Linked DNA regions of Homo sapiens: region 1 is linked to region 2. Evidence: read pairs that join two places in POLR2A ChIA-PET (ENCODE). Cell type or tissue: A673. All regions are shown on one strand. Links, peaks and the distances in the headings refer to the core of each region. The heading gives the core; the rest is flanking DNA.

Region 1 (8,231 bases), core at 1,962-6,961, 130 kb after region 2:
GGGTGAGAGAGGTGCTAAAGGGACAGGCAGGAGTCAAGTCATGATGGACTTGTATACTCTGCTGAGAAGTCTTAATTTTTACCATGAAGCAAATGTGTAGCTGATGTCATAGAGATAATATCTCCAGATAAGTCAAAAATTGATGAATGATTAAAGGTTTACATTAGGGACAATGTATAGCAGAGACTATTAGTTATTCCCCAATATCTGTTCTTCCCGGCTCATATAGTAATAATTATTTTTGCTTGTCCATGCAGTGAAGGGCCACATTTTCCAGCTTAGGTATCACCATAGGATTAAGTTCTGGCCAGTGGGATATGTGTGAATGTGATGTGTGCAAATGCTAAACTACATCCTTAAAGGAAAGGAGTGTGTTTTCTCCTGCCACTTTTCCTATTCCTTTGAATGGAATGTTCTTAGAAAAGAACAAAGAGAGTGCATATAATGCTGTGAGTACCTCATAGAATGAAGATAGAACTTTGTTCACCACTGCATCCCCATCACCTGGTTTAAAGAAGGTAGTCACTAATTTCTGTTGAATTAATTTGTGTAAAATACCTCATTTTCTCTCATTAGAGAAAGTGCTGCCCTACATAGTAAGGCTAATTAAAGCTAGCGAATCTTCTTTATGTGCAGATAAAGCAGATCCCCATATAAAACAGGTAGATGGACCTAACCTACATGCAGAGTCATTCTAAACCATTTAAGACTTTACCATTTTAGGCACTGATTTAAGCAGAAAATCAAACTATTGTGAAGTAATAGTTTATGAGTATAATGTAATGGGTTCATTTTTTAAAATCAATAAATGATATACCAAGTCACAGAAAACTCAATATTCACATTACTCAAAATCCTCTCTCCTAAATTATGTGATACTTTCTCATTCAGCATGACCCTCTTATATCAGACCAATTTGGCTTGTCTTAAATGAACAGGTTTCTAATGTCTTTTAACATAGCCCAATATCACAATGGCTTAATAACCAAAATCTAGTTGTGAGAAAAGGTAGCATCATACATATATGCCAGAATTTCTAAATCGAGCATGCTTTCTGTTTTTAACTCCACGGCACCTGACTCCCTGACTCCAGGTGATGTCAACTGTTGAGCTTAGTGATAAAGAGGAGCTTTCATCTAATTAATATAAAGGTATGCATAGATTTTTTATTCTAGTGACAGCAGTGCCACCTTAATTGATTTTATCCTACCTACTAGCTGTGAGATCACCACACCTTTTGCCATACATGGCAAAGCAGAAATTCCATCTATGCAAATAAAAACTTTACTTAAGATTCACAGGAAATCATTTTATCAACTCACTTTAACTTCAACTAAAACTACTTTGGCCCCTGAGTAGAAACAACCCAAGTAGATAATAGGCATTTAAAAATACTGAAAAAGTGTAAAATGACATTTCAAGATCATTCTGAAAGAAAAATTCGGTAAAATTAAAAGTAAGAAAAATTGTAAGAAGAAAAAGAGAGCAACCTAAGATTAACACATTTTAAAAGACACCTATGTTCTTTAAGACATTTAATTATGTCTGAAGGTCATTTTTTAATAATAGAAAGGAAATAGTAATTATTTAGTCTGAAAGATAACACTGACTGTAGCTTATTACTTTAATGAAGACCTGGGAACAGCCTGCCTCCCCCAACACACACAGAGATATTTGGTTTGGTAACTCCCACTGGACAGAAACACAGTCCTTGACTATAAACACTAACTGTATCTTTTTTGAACCCTAAATAGCTGAAAAGTCAGTGGCCGAATTTTTTTTAATTCCAGTTATTTCATACTATCTGTACATAGTATCATGGAATACATTTTATAAGACATTTTTCAGCCACATGCAGTCGCTCACACCTGTAATCCCAGCACTTTGGGAGGCCAAGGTGGGAGGACCACTTGAGCCCAGAAGTTCAAGAACAGCCTGGGCAACATACCGAGGCCTCATTTCCACTAAAAAAAAAAAAAAAAAAAAAAAAAATGCCAGGCATGGTGATGTGCGCCTGTGTTCCCAGCTACTCAGGAGGTTGAGGTGGAAGAAACATTTGAGCCCCAGAGGTCAAGGCTACAGTAAGCTGTGATCATGCCACTGCATTCTAGCCTAGAAAACAGAATGAAACCCTGTCTCAAAAAAAAGACATTTTCCATAACACACCACCCCAATACTATGCCCCAGCCAAAAAAAATGGCGTGGAGGAGTTGCTTTTACCTCAATCATCTGTCCACTAGTAACCTATATCAGGTATAACTTTTAGAAGTAATTAAAAATATCAGTGTATACACATAAAATTTCTCAGAAATCTTTGGCTCTGGCCCACTATAGAGCATACACAGACAAGGAGGTAGCCACTCATACTAGTGGGTTTAGCAGTTTTGTTTTAAATACGAGTCTGGCTTTGCTATTTAGAACTAAGATCAATACCTTTATGACAAATACAAATATACAATCAACTTGAATTGAGAATTCAAAATTAGATCAATACATACTGCCTTGAAAGACTGTCACCGATCAAAATTAAATTCAAAGGAGGAGGAGCTCTACAGCAATTTGGAGCTAGACTGCAGAAAAACAGCATGAGGTCTGTGTTAGACTGAGCATAAATCATGAACATTTTGATAGACAAGCAGTAGTACCAACAGACACACTAGTTCCATCCTCTTTGTGGCCACATTTGTTTCAAAACAAATTTCTCTTTCTGAGGTGATAAAAATGTTCTAAAATTGTGGTGACAGTTGCTCAGCTCTGTGAGTATACTAAACATTACTGAATTATATTACTTTAAACAGGTAAATTGTATGATGAGTGAATTATATCTTAATAAAGCCGTTAAATATTTTTTTCGACACAGGATTGTGAAGTCAAAATATTGTACACAAAAACAGAGCTCTGATTAGCTGTCAGTAAAAAGATTGTCAATTTGTTTTAACCTCTAAAGTTTTTTTCCAGTTTAAAATAAACACGCCCACACACATATACCAACACACACCTGTGCACACACATGCACATATGTACACATAGCTTTGAGCATTGAAATATTCAGAAATACGTTCCTTGCTTTTCAATAAGACCTCCTTTAAAAGTGCCTTCTTCAAACTATCTTTCCAACTTTAACACCCTCATCTGATCATTTCTCTTTATTTCTCTAGAATCTGTTTTCTAACATGCCTTTTTTAGATATCATGCTCTGTTATATAATGGCCTCTGTCAGAGATAGCATGAAAGGAAGTGTTGTGGTTAAAAGCATAGACTCAAGAATCAGACTACATGGATTTTACTCCTAGTTCTTATACATATTAGGTGTGTAACCACAGGCAAGTTATCCAGCATCTATATGCCTCAGTTTCCTCATCTGTAAAGTGGGGCTAATAATAGTTTCTACCTCATAGTATTGTTATGTGGTTTAAATGTATCAATGCATCAGATGCACTTGGAAGGGTCCCAGGCTCATAATGAGTGCAATAATGATTTATTAGTCACTGGCTGCTTGGTAATAATATTAGTATTGGCCGATATCAAATTGACTCATGTTCTCTGTTGCCCCTGGCAAGACTGTAACCTATTTCAGGGCAGTGAATACATTTTCTCCCTCCTAGTAGAGTGCTTTACGTATAATTGCTTGTTCATAAATGTTCACGTGGATACTGTACCTATATGATACCAAAAGTACTTATAAAATTCTTACTGAATCCAAAACTCATTTTGATAAATACCAAATTGCTATCACAATTACTGACATTTTGCTTTAACCCCATCAATTGAAAGGCTACAGATATTAAAGGATCCTTTGGTCTAAACAGCTTTTTTTTTTTTTTTTTTTTTTTTTTTGAGATGGAGTCTCGCTCTGTCGCCCAGGCTGGAGTGCAGTAGCGCGATCTCAGCTTACTGCAAGCTCCACCTCCCAGGTTCACGCCATTCTCCTGCCTCAGCCTCCCGAGTAGCTGGGACTACAGGCACCTGCCACCACGCCCAGCTATTTTTTTTTTTTTTTTGTATTTTTAGTAGAACAGGGTTTCACCATGGTCTCGATCTCCTGACCTCGTGATCCGCCCGCTTTGGCCTCCCAAAGTGCTGGGATTACAGGCATGAGCCACCGCGCCCGGCCAAGAGCTTTTTATATCATTAGTACAAAAGCATTGGATTAGAAACTAAAGGCCTACTCTTAGCTCCACCTCACAGGATGTAACCCTTCTGCAATTTACTTAAACTCATTGTGCATATTCCACAGGAATAAACAGAATAAGAACAGTTAATCATGCTTCAAAAGAAAGATGCTCTAAAAATAAAGGGTATTATCTTTATTTAAGGTTTGAGCTAATGACCTAATGGTAGAGTAAGTCTAATTTTTCTAAAAAATATATAAATTTGAATACTGCCTTTTTATCATCAAATGATACTGAGAATGATCACTATTTATAAATGTAGACATCACTGCTAATAAATAATATATTTCATCAATATAGTGAGCTAAGCTTTTCAAGCACTTGAATATACATTATCTTAATAACGGTCATAAAAACCTGTGAATATACAGTATATGACCAATATGTTACCTGGTCTTTTCCCTTCTGTGCACCTGTGGCATTTCATCACCAAGGATTATCTCTCTCATCATTTGTCTGACATTGGAACTAAAGGGCATCATGTAAGAAAGTAGGAAAGGTAGATTCATGTACTCTCAACTTAAAAGATTAGTCTATCCCTCTAACACCTAAAGCTGTTCTCAATACTCCATTTAGACTTATCCATTCATTTATCAAAGGTACTATCAAACTTTTATCTTCTCTTAGGGTATTATTTGATTTGTTATTACAGTAACCATGATAAAAACTTGAAATAACCATAACAACTCAAAATCCATAGGAAGACATTATTCACAACAGAATTATACCTCTTCCCAATGGCTTAACTATTACAAATGCTTCAGTATTTTCTTCTTTGGGGACTTAAAATCTGGAACAATTAGAGATAAATCAGAAAAATGTGTGACCCCTGTGATTATCAGAAAACCAAATGTTTTCATGTTTAAAAGATAACATTGTTCATAGTATACATTATCCTGCATAACCCTTTTCCTTCAAAATGGATATTAAAATTTAAAATCCTATTAACCCAAACAGTATCACATTTAAATATATATTGGGCTAATTGTATTAAAAACTGACATTTTTCTTGGAATCAATGTGATGCCATATTTGAGTAAGTAATAAGCCAACATTCACCATAAACTTTCTTGTCTGCCAGAAAACTAGTGTTACTTCTAAACAGTCTACTCACCATTTACGAGATGCACATTCGAAAAATAGCATTCCAGCTAGGATTAAGACAATATAAACAAAGAAGACACACAATTTCCCCTCACATTTCTGCTTCATATATGATTGGCCAAGGTCCTATAGTATGCTCCAAGTTATCAACTAATTTAGCCACAAATCTATGAAAATAATAATAAGTATAGTTATATTTCATATGTGGCTTAAGTGTGCTTAGCACTCTATACGCATTATTAATTTAATCCTTAAACTAGATGAGATAGTTTACAAGGGAGATAAACAAGGCTCAGAGAGGTGAAGCAAGTTGCCCAACAAAAGGCAGTCAGGATTTGAACCCAAGCCTATGATTCCAGGGTTCAAGATCATAGCCATTAAGCTCTACTGCCTTTCCACTAAGAAATATCTGAGAGTGAGGCCAGGTGCAGTGGCTCATGTCTGTAATCCCAGCAAACTGGGAGGCTGAGGCAGGAGGATTGCTTGAGCTCAGGACCAGCCTGAGCAACATGGTGAAACCCTGTCTCTACAAAAAATACATAAAATTAGCCAGGCGTGGTGGCATGCACCTGCAGTCCCAACTACTTGGGAGGCTGAGGTGGGAAGATCACTTGAACTTGGGAGGTTGAAGCTGTAGTGAGCCTTGACTTTGCACCACTGCACTCCAGCCTGAGTGACAGAATGAGACCCTGTCTTAAAAGAAAAAAGAAACATCCAAGAGTGGAACAGAAAACTTTGTTGAAATGAAGTGATCTTTAGAAATGTATCACCATTTTTTTAAAAGTGGGACCAAGAAAGAAAACTCTACAAACTACAAGCAAAACTCTTATCTCCTTTTACTGAATAGACTGTAAAAGCACTTCACCTGTAGACGATAAAGACCATCCACTAATCACAATCCTCTATACCCATGTCCTTACAAGATTTGAGCAGTAACACAACAATATAACAATGTCAGGCCCTGTGAACTATGTCTGGCATGGAACAACAACAATGAAAGTGGGACTGCAATAATGAAAATCAGTTGAAAGATTTAGTGTTTGACTTACTCCATTTACTTTCACCCCCTTTCTTCACTTGCCTTTTTCTTCTTCATCTTTCTCATCTGGAGCAAATTAAACCATCACGTTGTAACAGGCATTCCTCCAATGCTCTGCTGGCCTATTTTCAAAACCATCTCAAACTGTAGAAACCTTTTATCAACCTCAAAGCACTTAATCCTTGACAACTTTCTTCTAGTATTAACTATTTCAGTGGCCAGCAATTAACAAACCAATTTGTATACTATGCTGTAAATGAAAGCAGCTTTAAAGTTAGCAAAAGTGAACTTCAAATCAGTGAGACAGGCAAGTGTGCACAGAACAAGGCAAAGCTTTGACACCATGAACTGTGCTGCTTTAAGTTTGTGGTCCTTGTGTTCTAATAACCTCTAGCCTTTTTTAAAAATTTTTTTAGATTTTTTTTTTGAGACAGGGTCTCACTCCGTCACCCAGACTGAAGAGCAGTGGTGTGATTGTAGCCCACGGCAACCTTGAACTCCTGGGCTCAAGGGATCCTCCTGCCTAAACCTCTCGAGTAGCTGAGACTATAGGCGTGTGCCTCCATGCCCAGCTAATTTTTAAATTTTTTTTTGTTCTTATAGAGACAGGGTCTCGCTTTGTTGCCCAGGATGGTCTTGAACTCCTGGGCTCAAGCAATGCTCCCGCCTAGGCGTCCCAAAGTGTTGGGATAACAGGAGTGAGCCACTGCGTCAGGCCTAATAACCTCTATTCTGAAAATATCATTCCCTAGGCAGGTCCTTCATAGTCACTCTTAGCCATTACCCACCAACATTAAAAACTCTGTAAGAACTCAACACATGTTTAGATTTAGACCATTAGACCAAGGGTAACCAACATGTACCCTTGAAATTGCGCAACAGAGAAAAACATTTATGTCCATTAACTTTCCCACAGGTCATCATGGGAATTTACGGCTATGAAAATGTTTGGGTGTTTGACTAAAAGAACAGATTCGGGCAGTACAGCACCACCTCAGTGCTTTCCAAAGGGTCATCTCAGGGTTACCACAGCTGCCCTTGCAAGCAGAGACTTTCTCTGAAATATTGGGGTTTGCCTCAGATTTTCTATGAATATTGCGTTCTAAGGCAGAATGTATCTGAATTTGTTTAAAGATTTTTAAATAGCTACCAGTTAATGTTCTCCTAAATCTCTGTGTAAAACAGATGCTTCAAGAAAATACAAGCTGCTTTATTTTGTGGCTCCTGGGAGCACCACCTTGTCACCACCCTGCTCAATCAGTACATGTGCTCCACTTTGAAGGACCCAAAGTAATGGAAAGAGCACTAGACAGAGATTCTATTTGTTTAGACTAGCACAATGCTTGGAATATAATAGGCACTTAATAAGTATTTGTTGAATGAATTGGCAGAATAGTTTCAAGGACTAGTTTTCAACTGCAAGAAAACTGCAGAAAAAATCCTTTGAGACATGTAATTACTGGCAACCCCACAAAACCGAAGGAAAAAAAAACAGGCCAGGTACAGTGGCTCATGCCTGTAATCCCAATACTTTGGGAGGCCACAGCATGAGGATCACTTGAGGCCAGGGGTTCAACACCAGCCTGGGCAACATAGTGAGACCTCATCTCTACCAAAAACAAAAGAAAATACACCAATTGTGTATTGGTAAAGAACAAGAAAATCCATGTTGTTTTAGTTTAGTTAGAAAGGAAAAGGCTGTCAAGATGTTATATAAAGATAATACTGAGGGGGGTTGTGTTAGGATAATTAAAACCCAATTCATATCATGGACGCTAAGAAGAGTTTTCAATTAACTCTTGGGTTTTCCTTTGCATGTTTTTAATCTTAATGATGTCAAGTTTACAGAGGAAAATAAAGAATTGTAACGCACACTCATGTCCCCATGTAACCATGCAGGGCGCTGGGGCTAAGGA
Region 2 (8,231 bases), core at 1,069-6,068:
TTAAGTGCTTTATACTATATAAGATGCTATTTCTACTAATATTGCCACAAATACTATAGTCTTCATCATAAAGAAAACTTAAAAATGTTGGGACATTTCAACTGTCATTCAAGTTCTAAACAAACAGAAAGAAAACAAACATGGACTTTAAACCCACAAGGAAAAAAGTAATAGTCTTGCTGCTCGATGTTTGCAGTAAGTAAAATGTTCTCTATTGTAGCCTTCACTAGCACAGCAGTACTGCCCTATCTGTAGCATCAATGGAAGAGCTACAGCAAAGCAGCACATACACTGGGTTTAGAAAGAGACCATGGAGCGTTTAGATTTTTCCCACACATGCTCAATCACTATAACACATTTTTACTACTACCTAAAATACTTCATATTGAAATTTCAGTCTTTGACAAAGTACTCAAGTCTTCAATGAAAACCACGTAATGTATATTTGACAAAGCACGGTAAGTAATGATAAAACATTACAAACCAATACTGATGCTACACAAGCATACGTACAAAAAGATCTTATATCACCTATGAAGAATTCTATATTCAAAATACTACTTTAAATACTTATACATTATTTTACAGGTAAATTTCCTATATATCACGATTTATTGAGGAGTCAGAATTGAACAATTCTATTTCAGTGCAAAGAGTTTAGACCCAAAAGACACAAGTAACCATTTAAACCTATGTTTGCCAGCCAAACAATTGTGAGAACAAATATAATGTTACTTGACCCAGTAATCTAATTCAGTCTTTATCATTTTTGAAGTGGAATTATGCTATACTTAAGTATCATTTTGTGTGTAAATGTGTTGAGGAATATAGAGAAGTACTGATGAGAAAAACATGTTAAACATGATGTTTTTATTTTTGGCCAAGTGAGGCAATGAACTGTGATCTAAAATGGTCAAAAACTAAACAACATATTTAAAAACCTGATTTAAACTCCCCAAGCTAGTCTTGCTACATTTCACATAAATTTCTATCTGTGCATATTTACTTACTATTAAGTATTAATATACATAAAAAGAAAAATAAGTTAAGACCAATTCAATAATATAGAGTGTTGTAATGTCAAAATAGTCTGTTACAATGTCAAAATACTTCAGCCTACCATAAGCTCTTTGAATATATTTTTCCATTCTACCTATGTGTACTACCAACAACCAACAGTCAACATGCAAGATCTATTATATTTTGTAGGTTCTATCTTCTAAATTGATTCACTCATATCATCAGGTCAAAGAGGTAAGCACTTAAAAGGAAGAAAGTGATTAATTTAAAATGTTGTGTTGAGTTGTATCTGAGCTTGTGGCTGGCATGAATTTAATAAAACATGGGGATTTATTTCACCATCTCTAAAAATCGACAAATCAGGGGCAATAAGGGCTGCAATTTGGATCTTTTAGACAATCAAATATAGTAGGAATATTAGAAACATTAATAACCATTATAATTGTAACCTGATTTTAGTGAGGTTTTGTTTTGTTTTGTTTTTATAATAAAGTTGCTTTTGGTAAATCTTTAGTCATTTCTTGCCAGTTAAGATGCATAAAGTCAGGAAGCATCCTATTTTCTCGAATTATGTGAAAGAGCTCCATTAACTTCTCACCTCCATTAACTTGTCACCTCCATTAATTTGTGCTTTTGACAAACAGTTTTTGAAAAACAAATATAGCTGGTTTATTTTTACAAACTAGCCTATTTTTTTTTTTACTTCATAAAGTTTAACACCCAAAGAGATAAAAATATCCTGGAGCATAAACGGAAAGGAGCATTAAAAAATCTGAAAATAAAATGACCACAGGATTTAACTCTGAAATGGCCTCATTTTTCAACACTTTCCAGGGAATTGCTTCTTTTGGACTGAGAGCATAACCACACTTCCTCAGCATCTGAAAGGGTTTCAAAGAAAGAGATAGATATAATTGTGCATCTCTACCTCACATAAAACAAAAACTAAGTTAAAAAATGGCAACTCACCACAGCTCTAAATACACAATTAAACTAAGGCAGGAGAAGTTTTCCACATTTTTCCTACTGATAAATATTTTAAAAATAACACTCAAATTTAAAACATTCTTTTCAAAAGCTTTTCTCGTACTAATATTTTCTTTAAAAAAAGATTCGGTTTTCCTCCACCAAAAAGGATCATGAACAATACTTTAAAAGAACATTTTATTATATCTCCTGGATTTTGCCTTTAAAGCAACACTGCAAATTTAAAAAGATTTTCAAAAATTTTGAAAACTTCTAGAAAGACTTCCCAGTGCACTTCAGTACGTATTTACTTAAAATACATTTTTAAAACAGACATTTGTAGAATACTTTTTCAATCCCCATAATATAACTGCTCATAGAGATATAATTTGCACAAATTCAAACTTACACTTCAGAACTTGAATGATAAAACTGAGAAAGATGTACTATCAAACATATTAATATTCATACACAACTAAAGTATAAAAGTCTCAATTAAAAGACTCATTTTCTGATCAATGTTAACTCTGTTTTTAATTCATGAAAAAATAGTAAAGAGGCATTACCATATTTAACACACCACCATCAATCATCAATTTTTAATGCCATTACACAAAAGAAGTCATCCTAAGTGTTTTAGATATTCAAAAATTCAAACAAATCCAACATATGTTAAATATTAAAGTTAATTCTTTTGCAATTCCTTAGGTATGCCTTTGTACTTTCACACTGGTAATTAGATTACCATTAAACACTTTAAATAAACATAAACTTTAGAAAAACAAAACAATGATGAAGTGTGGGCATGCCAACATCTTTAAATGTAAGCAAGCTTGAGGTTTTTAATCCTGTAGGTTTTTGGATGTTGCTGTTTGGGGGCTCCCCCGCCCCCATTTTGCCACAAGGTAGATTCATGAATGAAATCCCACTTTAATATCCTATTTTCTCTCACTTACATGTATGCTGGAGAAAGTGGAGTTGACCTGGATGTTTTAAGCACAGGAACTGGGAATTTCCAGATAGCAGGAGAGCTCGTTTTCCATTTCAATGGCATGTTGTCACCACGGTACTACAATAACAGTAAAGAGCGTTTCCATAACAGACTACCAACTAAGACTTCCATTCCACACTGTACTGACACAGCAGTGGCTGCCGCGGAGAACAAGCAAAGGATTCTGCCAGTGCCCTTAAACCGATGCTTCCAATCTGTAAAATAGGGCTGTAAGGTACCTCCTTAAATTCTTCTGTCCCCTAAAGCAATATGATGATTCAATCATTCCAACTCAACAATAGTGCCAGAAAAGCGTTGACTGCAGTATATTTTTTTAGGACTGCACTGTGCATACCATACAATGCAGCTTTATTTAATAAAAGCAGCCAGGCTTTTTTTTTTTAAGCTTGCAATACCATTGTTCTACCTTAACAGGGATACTGCAGCACTGTACTATATTCTGCACCTATTAACCTGATTTCTGACCAATAGTAGCAAGAAAAAACATAGATGGGTTTCATATGAAAATGAAACAACAACATACCTACTCAGAATACACTTGTCATCCTCTGAACAATCTTCTTTTGAGCTGCAACAATACAAATGGGATATAAACCTCAGCATAGCCTTAGGCTACCGCTAATAGAGATCAGTGACTAAATTCAGCAGCCTGCTTTCCTCCTGTGCAAGCTCTGGCCACACAAATCAAGAATGCCATTATGGGAAAAGCCCGTTTCAAAAATTCCAGTCCCTCTGCTTTCCAGCTAGGAGAAGGCAAAATGTAAGAAGAATATAAACTGCTTCAGAACTCTGCAGGTTCTTCTAGTAGCTTCTGATTCAAGTTGCTCTCCTTTCCCTATTCTTATTTCCAAGCTGAGATGAGCAAAATCTCACACATTTACAACATGCTGTAGTAACACAAATATCACTCTCTCTTCTGCAGCAGCGAAGTACAGAGTAGCATGCTCTTAATAGCAGTCCTCAGAGGGACGCTATCAACAATCTAATTCAATACTGCCCTCCCCTTCTCTCCCCTTTCCCCTCTTGTTCACCACCCCCCCCACTCCTCCCCTCCCTCCCCCGCAGACAGCTCACAAATTGCCTAGAGGAAAGACCAACACTGCTGGCCAAGCAGGTGTCCAGCAGGGACCACTCCAAAGCTCAACAGCGGGTCCGGTAACCTATAGGGATTAGCGATTGTCAAGGAGGTTCAAAAATTGAAGCTGCTGTCAAAGGCAGCTTGAGGTATTTCATGAAAGCAATGGCAAATAAAGGGCTCATCTATATTGTTTCAAAATACTGCCAGAAAATAGCGTTGTAAATGCCCTGAAAGTGACTTTTAAGCTTCTGTTTAAAGCACCAAAACAAACTCACAAATTTTCTACACAATTCTAAAAAGTGAATATAGGTTAAATGAGTATTATGCTGAACTGTTTATTTACAGGCTGAAGAATTTTACTTCTGATATAGGCAATTCACAATCATAGTACCCTTCTGCTTCTACCTAAAAACAGAATTATCCATTTCCATCAATGCAAGCTTAGTAAAGGCAGATCATGATTGACATGAAAGCAACTACCTATTTTTAAAAAATCACTGCAGGAACAAAGCTCATATTTACTTTCAAGTCTGTATCCAAACAATAAACTCATGCTTCCAACTTAAATAGTTAGCGTTCGAATATTCTTTCCAAATTATTCCTAGTTTTTAAAGATTGAGATTTAGTCCCCTAAGAGGCTTTTTCATCTGTATTTTAGAAACACACATGAATGTTTCTACAGTAAGGAACTATTTTCAAAAATTCCAAAATACCAAATTTAGTATATAAGAAATACAGCATGAAATCAACTAACATAATCACAAATGCCTTCCTTTTAAGATACAGACCAATATCAAGGCAAAAAGACAAACTACTATTTTCCTGTGAAGCACAAAACATATATGTACATGCAGTATGTACATATACACATACATACATATATGGAAAGAGAAAGCTTATTTTGAAAGATTGACAAGTAATATATGAACTTTGTAAATATTAAAATTATGTCAGCCATCATTACCTTACATACAATTTTTATTCAACCTATCATACAAAAGAAACAGCCCCCAAAAACCCAGTCAAGCATTTTAAAGGGTTAAATTACATATCCAACTCCTTTTAGTACTTGCACACAAAACAGACTCACAGAAATTGTCAAATGAGTCAGAGAAAGGAATATTTATCAATGCGCTAGTGGCCAAAATATATTTAAAAGTTTTTTTTAACCTGCCATTAATACACATAAATTATAGTCAATATTTTACATTAGAAGGCTTTCTGCAATAATCCTTAATGGTTATATAGCAAAAAGGCCTCAGGTATAATCAGCAGGGGCAACTTGTTTGAAATCCAAAGAAGGAGAAATACATACACACACACACACACACACACACAGCCACACACATGTATGAACACATCAAGTTTGAAATGTCTTATTCCACAGTGAGTTTCAAACAAATTTTCAAAACCCGAAGCATTTGCAAACATTTAAAAATATAAAACATAAAGCAGCTATATATTATGTAGTAAGGAGGTGATGTTTTAGAAAAGAGACTCAATCATTTTCCAGCTTATGAATCTTTTTGTTTGTTTGCTTTTTTGAGATGGAGTCTCCCTCTGTCACCTAGGCTGGAGTGCGGTGGCACAATCCAGGCTCACTGCAACCTCTGCCTTTCAGGTTGCAGCAATTCTCCTGCCTCAGCCTCTTGAGTAGCTGGGATTACATGCACCTGCCACCATGCCTGGCTAATTTTTGTATTTTCAGTAGAGACAAGGTTTCACCATACTGGTCAGGCTGGTCTCGAACTCTTGACCTCAGGTGATCCACCCGACTTGGCCTCCCAAAGTGCTGGGATTAAAGGCGTGAGCCACCGTGCCTGGTCTACTTCACCTTCTGAGAATGAAGATCCAAAAACCTGTGTAAAAAACATGGTAGTGAAGTGTTTCCAGGAGTTTATCTGTCTATGAAGACTTCTCAAACATTGATGAGTGGAAAACAGGCAAGTTAAGGTAGAGTTTTCCAAATTCCCAAAAAGGGAACCACCACAAACAAGTGAAGATCATTTTATTGTAAAGATTATTATTCTTCTATAAGAATATCCTTCTATAAGTTATTATTCTTCTATAAACAATCAACTGATTCAAAAAAAACAACATACTTTTGTCGAATTTCATTGGGCTCCAAAGAAGCTATCTAATACCATGAATCTTCCAGGTCAATTTTTCAGTCTAGATTCCTTGCAGACTTAATATTTAATATTTGTTTTTGTGGTACCCCAATAATTTTAATATTTGTTCAGCATGAAAAGAAAGTAAGGCTGCCTCCCTACACCCCATCCTCAGCACTCTAAAACACCTAAAACCCTAAAAGCATTATATCTGATGGTGGAGATGTATATATATTCAGTTCTTACTTTTCCTTTAATAAATTATTAAGTCACTTATAATTACCTCTCATGAGCAAACAACTATTATGCCAAAGTCCTTAAAAATAATCCCTTTAATCAGAAATACAGTTCATGAACAACACTTTACACTATTAATTCACTTAACAACACTATTCCTCACATATTATTTAGAAATAAACTTCAGCCAGGTAAAATCATCCTAATTACAAGTTGGCAGCATCCAAACAAATCAGATGTTACTACCCTGGTGGAGAATCCAGTCATAACTATGGAGTGTAATTATAATTCCCATTACATTCTAGAACTAAAAATATGTTCACCTATGGAATGAACAAAAATGATTCAACATATATTTTAAATATAATTTTATGCAGGCTCAGTGTCCCACTACTTTAATATTTAGAATAGCAAATGTCAAAAAACCCTTGGTCACATCGTAGGAAACACTTATTTTGATTACAGAACACTTGGCTTCTATTATGTACAATTGCATAAAACAGGAGAGAAAGACAACATACATAAAAGCTCTTCGACGCATTTTATGAACATTAACTAATCAGTTAAAAAATACCTGTGAAATGCACAGTTCAGAGACGTAACAAACAAAGGACAATGATGGGTCTTGGCCAAGGCTACAAAAAGAGCCAACTCTTAGAATGTAAAAGGAGAAGATTTGTTGAAATTTTAGGACTCTAAGAATTCATTTTTCTCAGTACCCTCATTGTATAAACGAAAACACTGAAACCCAGAGAAGCTAACTTGCCCAATGTTGTATCACAAGCTAGCAGCAAAAGAGAAACTAGAAACCAAATTTCAATCTCCTAGTATAGGACTCTTGTAGAATCCCTACTGTTCTTCCCAATGAGACCATTCCACAAGATGCATGTTTCTATTTGAAGTGAACCACACTCTATAAATGTCTCAATGTATTCTAAAGAAACAGGATTACAAAGAGATATCAACTCCTCCAATTATATGTTCACTGAAAAATAGAAGTGGGAGAAAAACACCATAAAAGAAAAGCTGTGCATGAAGAACCATTTCCAAAATCTTAATTCCAGAAGATGTTTAAGAATGTTCAGGAAGAAAATATAATTTAAGCAGTCACAGTATAAGAGAAAACGTAAATATATTGCCAATACTCTGATTTTTTTTCTCAATGCATATGTTCCTAAATAATTTTATAGTAAAACTTAATTTGCTAACTGACTAGTATAGTTTGTCACCAGTACCACCTCACCAAATGAACTAATATATCATGTTTCTAATCTCTTGCTCCATTTTTTTCCTGATGTCCCCTAAGAAATTATCTACTTTTTCATGCAAGTTTTGGTTAATCCTGTGGTAGGTACAGCTAAAGACTAATAGCCCTAGCCAGAGTTTGTATGAACAGGCACTGTGTAATCTTTTCAGTTCTGAAATGTCTCTTCAGATTAATCTAAAATATCCATGTTATTCACAATGCTTAGACAAGACTGCAGATCATGCCAAATTGTGTGCTTTGTTTATGTTCCACCAATCAGTAAAAGTACTTGGATAGCAACCAAATAGGACGGTTAAACCCTTTAAAACACACACAAAATTCTGGACAGCAAAGCAAAATTCTTGATACATTAAGGGTTCCTTCTTACAGGAAATAAAATTGTTCACATTCATGGCTATGTACACTTATACACTTACATGCATGTGTGTTTGTGTGTATCTCTTAAACACATATATGACTATATATTCGTGCATGTGTGTCTCCTTTATTTGTTTCAGGAAACTATCAGATACATTTAAAATTTCTTACTAGATACTCAGA

Evidence for each region. ChIA-PET counts read pairs that join two places held together with the same protein. Peaks named below come from ENCODE experiments on the same cell type or tissue, not always from the same donor. Only the 100,000 strongest peaks of a DNase experiment are listed, where the experiment ranks them.
Region 1: POLR2A ChIA-PET joins it to region 2 with 10 read pairs; 2 of 35 experiments call an interaction of 5 or more read pairs at or near these places.

What each region holds. Positions count from the first base shown.
Region 1 is chrX:118,102,083-118,110,313 of GRCh38, forward strand. The region is part of intron 1 of KLHL13 (kelch like family member 13); the gene reads right to left. Among named protein-coding and RNA genes, the nearest start is that of KLHL13, 11 kb to the right of the region's middle. In A673, for the core only: no CTCF peak of the experiment used is centred there; no DNase peak of the experiment used is centred there.
Region 2 is chrX:117,969,789-117,978,019 of GRCh38, forward strand. The region is part of intron 2 of KLHL13 (kelch like family member 13); the gene reads right to left. Among named protein-coding and RNA genes, the nearest start is that of KLHL13, 140 kb to the right of the region's middle. RefSeq lists a silencer at 2,898-3,192. In A673, for the core only: no CTCF peak of the experiment used is centred there; a DNase peak (open chromatin) is centred at 3,093; H3K4me3 peaks cover 2,531 bases; H3K27ac peaks cover 2,965 bases.